2 separate regions of the Homo sapiens genome follow, and region 2 is linked to region 1. Evidence: read pairs that join two places in POLR2A ChIA-PET (ENCODE). Cell type or tissue: OCI-LY7. All regions are shown on one strand.

Region 1 (2,500 bases):
GTTTTTTATCTTCATCTCTGGCTTTTATATTTATTAGAGAGTTTCTTCAGATACCTGGTGATTTTTTTTCATATTTTAAAGTAGGCACAAATAAAACTGTTTGGAAACTCTTTGCATGAGGTGAGCTTGTTTATATGGTTTCAGTGTAAGATGATCAGTATCCTTAAGTCTTTTTTCTTAAAATCTTGGGTATTTCTAGAAAAAAATTCATCTGATCATTAACCTGCAAGTTATTCTGGGTGCCTAAGAAGGTAAAAGGCAAGGGCAGATCCTACTTAATCTTTTTGCAACTTTCACTTTGTCCCTTGTTTTTAGTCAGATACCACTGCTTTCAACTGTGTTTAATGTCCACTACTCTAGAAACTCTCCATGTCTCTTTTCCAGAGGATAAACTTCAGTATTCTATGGTGTGGGGAAGAGGCAGTTGCTCAGCTGTACAAAGTGAGAATCTAGAGAAACTTATTAAGTGGTCTTTTAACTCCACTTTCACACCATTTCCAAGGTACTTGATGCCACCAATTCCTCATACTTTTAAGGCTAGAGGAAATATTTAGTGTTATGTAAATCAGAATGCTTCTTTCCCCTTTGCTGGCTTAGGGCTCCTTGTTTTGGGCCTGCCAGATCCGTCACCACTGATTCATGTGCTTCCCAACTTCCGAAATCGTGTCCCTGTTTTCTCCTCTTCTGTTCTCTTCTCTTCTGTTCTCTTCGACTGTTTTGATTTCTTGTCCCTTTTTTTAAAAAAGAAAATCTTTTTACTACCATTTCAGAGGAGTTTTTGGAGACAGTGAGATAGAATGTATATGTCCAGTGAAATACCTTTTTGGAAATCTGATTCATCTTTCAATTAACTGGATTCAGTTTTTTATTTCCCTTTTCACCCCCCAAAAAAGATGTGGGTGCTAGATTGTTGAGATCCTTGGGGCTTGACAAAATTTGTCAGTTGTCTTTATATTTATATACTTTATTTTTTTGCTGATTTCACTTCCTCTTTTGATCTGCTTTTAACATGTTGCTCTCTCTTCTTTCCTCCTGAAGTATCAGTGGGTCACAGGCCAGAGGAGAGAACCTAGGGTTTCTCCGTACCTTCTTTAAACACATCTATCTTTAAGAAAAAAATCATGTCTTGTTTTTACATTGTGGTTTCAATTCTTTATTTCATAGCCTCTTCAAACCTGTTTTATATGATCAAATTCATGGTTTGGTAAACTTCCTGTTTGTCACACCTGGCAAATCTCCCTCATGGTGGATCATTTCCTTGTGTGATTCATAATTTTCAATTATTTGCTCATCCTCAGCAAAGATTACTTTTTCCATGGGAGTCCTATGAACCATTGCTTTTTGAAGCGCCTTTAAGGAGCTATTTATATTTATTTTTCTTTTATATTTACCTTAATTTCTTGGCTTGGAAATTTCACACTACGCAGATAGTATAAATCTGGACTCTGTATCATTGTGTGTCAGTTTCATGGATCCAGTTTTTCTGGTCTTAGAGAGATTCTTGCTTTATTCAAGGTCTAAGTTTCAGTCCTCTGCCCTGGCTGGGATCTTAAGTCCCCAACCCCTAGCAGCTAGAGTCCAAGTCTGATATCCCTGTGGGATATAAGTGTTAACTTGTATCTTTTCTACTCTGAATTTGAGATTTTTCTTCTTTTGACACATGAGAAATTCTTTTTCTTTATTTTGAAACTGATTATGGTATTAAAATGTCAGCAGTTATATTTTATGTAGATTTTTATGTGCTTGATATATAAAGGAGATACGCATCACTGGGTCCATGTTCTGGAACCATAAGTCATCTCCTTTGCATTCTCATTTAATTAGGTATTCAGGAAACATCTATTAAGTGTGTACTATGCATTAGGCTCTAGAGATTCCAAAGCAAATGAAAGGACAAAGGAAGGTATAAGGTAGGAAGAATATTCCAGGCAGAAGGAACAACTTGCAAGGTATGAAATGACTGGTTTGTGTGGGAATCTACTGGAACACTTGAGTATGGATATGATACAGGCCCAGAGCTTGTAGGGCAAGGCTGAAAAATACAGGTAAATAAATAGGCCGTGTCATGGAAGGCCTTGGAGCTAAGTCAAGGCATCTGAACATCATCTTGAGAGCTGTGGGGAGCTTAAGCCTCAAGTGAAGAGATCAGATTATGAACTAGATCTCATGGTAGTGTGGCAGAGGGTTGCAGTTGAGCCAGGCTGGAGGCAGAAACTAAAGCAGAAGCAAATGGGAATAGGGAAAAGGGAACAGTTTGAGAGAGCCTTCAAGATAGGATCTCCAGGAATTCATGATTAGATATAATGAATGAGAGAGCAAGTGAAGTTGCAAGGGGCAATCCCGTGGGCCAGATTCAGCTTGCATGTTTTTTGTTTATTTTTGCCCCTTAAAAAATTGAACTTTAACTGCACTAGGTATGGCTTGCCCTATCCTGTTTGCCACAGTCCTGACGACTGCATATTCTCTGTGATCCAGGTTGATTTAATGTGCCTGGGTTCTG
Region 2 (2,500 bases), 290 kb before region 1:
AATCACTTCCAGATTGAGAGTGAGATGAAAAATAAAATATGTTGTGTACTAGGCAGAGGAAGTAATGGTACTTCCTGGAGGTGAGATGACATAAGGGTAGGGAACACTGGGATGCACTGCCCAGATGTCTCTTCAGGAAAGACTTATTCTCCTTTAGGAAAGACCAAGTCTCCTGAGGACTTACTTTCCTTGCTGCTAGATGATAGCTCTCTGGGTCACTTCCGTTGGGGCATTGCCTTAGTTGCAGATAGACTCTTTGCCTGAGGTCACAGCCCCTGCCTTAGTTGCAGATAGACTCTTTGCCTGAGGTCACAGCCCCTGCTGGAGGCCCACAGCCAGTGGCTGATCGACAAGAGGTATGAAGGTTGAGACCTCTCTTGTCCCCAGTCAAGTCACCTTGGAAGGGTTATCTTATTTTTAGAACTCCCTGAAGGATCGCCTGAGGCTTTGAGGCTGTGCTGCAGTTCAACTACTAGCTCTGCTCCATCCTGCTTTCTTTCCATGGGTGTTGACCACATGGGAACACCCTAATAAACCTCCTACACATTGGTCTCCATCTTGGAGTTGGCTCTCCAGGGAGTTCAATGCTGTGTTATGGTGTTACACACCATCACTGATTTTTTTTCAACCATCTCCCAGCAATCTTGGCATGTTCTTTTATTCAAATTGTTCTCCCAACATTTTCCCCCATGAGAGCCACAAAAAAATGGAGGATCTGGGCAGATAATTAAGGAAGGCACTCAGGCATTAGGTTAAACAGGCAAAGTTCACTAAGGGAACTGAGGGTTGAGTATGGGAAGTGCGTTCAGTAAGAATCTGCTAGAACCAGGGTAAAGGCAAGGGCTGAATCAGCAATAGATTAGCATTGAGTGTGGAGCTTGTTACACATCTTCTGGCTAAGAACAGGTTTAGCCTCAGAGTCTGCGGAGCCAGAAAGGAGAAAGAGGAAAGAGGAAAAGGTCGGAGGAGGGAAATTTGGAGCTTAGAGGTCAACAGGTTAGAAATAGAGACAGGAAACTAGGCAAGTGATAACACACACACACACACACACACACACACACACACACACACTGTATTTGGGAAAAGAACTGAGCTTAAGGAGGACTACACCCTTGAAATAGCTTCCCCTTTCAAGGTTCTTCTCTGCAAAATTAAAGACGACCTTTTTTATTAAAAACCTCCTGACAGAGATTCCTCACATTCATTCTCCTAACATACATTATACACGGGGAACAAAGCTGCAGGAAACATAATGGAAACAAGAAATATAAATAGCTAATCTATATTTATGAGCACAGGAAGGAAGTGTCAGCCAGTGTCAGGAAACAAGAAGGGGGATGTTAGGGTCCAGAAAAGGAGCAGGTAGAGGAGGCTGCTGACTTTGCTTAGTTCCATCAGGGTTGGAGAATTTGCATTTTGAGTGGGTCCAGCAGATGGTGCTGCTCCAGTAGAGAGCAGGAAAATCGTTTTGTATGTTTACAATTCTGAACGAATATGATTTGTAAAATTCCAACCCTATCTCCTCAGACATTAATATATGTACAGACACTAGTGTTTACAGCAAATCCTAATCTTGGTTTCATCAACTATCTGGGTCATTCTTATTTCGTATAGTAGCAATGCTATTGACAAGTTTCATGATCTTCTCTTGCCAGTTCCTCCCAGGATGATGGGATTTGGAGTCAATCCTGCAGTAATTGCTGGCACTATCACCTGCTGTCTTGTGTGCTTGCGTGATAGTGCATCTGAAAAACATCTTCAGAAATGCACTGTTAATGCTTTGTCTGTTTCTATAAATATACTAAGGTTTAAGTATATACCTAATTGTATATAAGAGCCATAGTAATATGAATAATATTACACAGGCAGGAAATAAGTCAATAAGTCATTAAAAGGTCATTGTCTTAGTGTGCTAGGGCTGCCATAACAAAATACTATAGATGGAGTAACGTAAACAATAGACATTTATTTTTTTTCATGGTTCTTGAAGCTGGAAAGTCCAAGAGCAAGGTCTGGCAGCAGTGTCAGGTGAGGACTCTTTCCCTGGCTTGCAGATGGCTGCCTTCTCACTGTGTTCTCAAAGGGTGGGAAGAGATCTCTCTCTCTCTCTCTATCCCCTTCTCTTTCTGTCTTCCTCTTTCTCCCCTATCCTGCCTCGCTCTCTGACACTTCTTACAAGATTACCAATCCTATCAAATTAGAGCCTTACTCTTATGACTTATTTAAATCTTAATGGCCTCTTAAAGGCCCTATCTCCAAATGCAGTCACCTTGGGAATTAGGGTTTCAACACATGAATTTTAACAGGACACAATTCAGTCCATTGAAATTGCTAAATATAAAAGGACTAAAAACGTAGCTGTGCCGGTAGTGGTAAAATGTGGGAACCAACACATATTTTCATCAGACGCAATACTCATTATCCTTGACTCTAATCCTAAATTGTGAGAAAATAAATTTCTGTTTATTTTTAGAAATGACTGAGAATTTCCAGCCACCAG

Evidence for each region. Peaks named below come from ENCODE experiments on the same cell type or tissue, not always from the same donor. Only the 100,000 strongest peaks of a DNase experiment are listed, where the experiment ranks them.
Region 2: POLR2A ChIA-PET joins it to region 1 with 12 read pairs; 2 of 35 experiments call an interaction of 5 or more read pairs at or near these places.

The regions. Positions count from the first base shown.
Region 1 is chr10:50,361,421-50,363,920 of GRCh38, reverse strand. All of the region lies in intron 6 of SGMS1 (sphingomyelin synthase 1), which reads left to right. Among named protein-coding and RNA genes, the nearest start is that of ASAH2, 110 kb to the right of the region's middle. RefSeq lists an enhancer at 960-1,029. In OCI-LY7, no CTCF peak of the experiment used is centred here; DNase peaks (open chromatin) are centred at 560, 1,100, 1,780 and 2,080; H3K4me3 peaks cover 2,062 bases; H3K27ac peaks cover 2,500 bases.
Region 2 is chr10:50,652,299-50,654,798 of GRCh38, reverse strand. No RefSeq gene overlaps it. Among named protein-coding and RNA genes, the nearest start is that of SGMS1-AS1, 29 kb to the right of the region's middle. In OCI-LY7, a CTCF peak has its summit at 1,422 (motif pointing right); DNase peaks (open chromatin) are centred at 291 and 1,388; H3K4me3 peaks cover 2,314 bases; H3K27ac peaks cover 2,500 bases.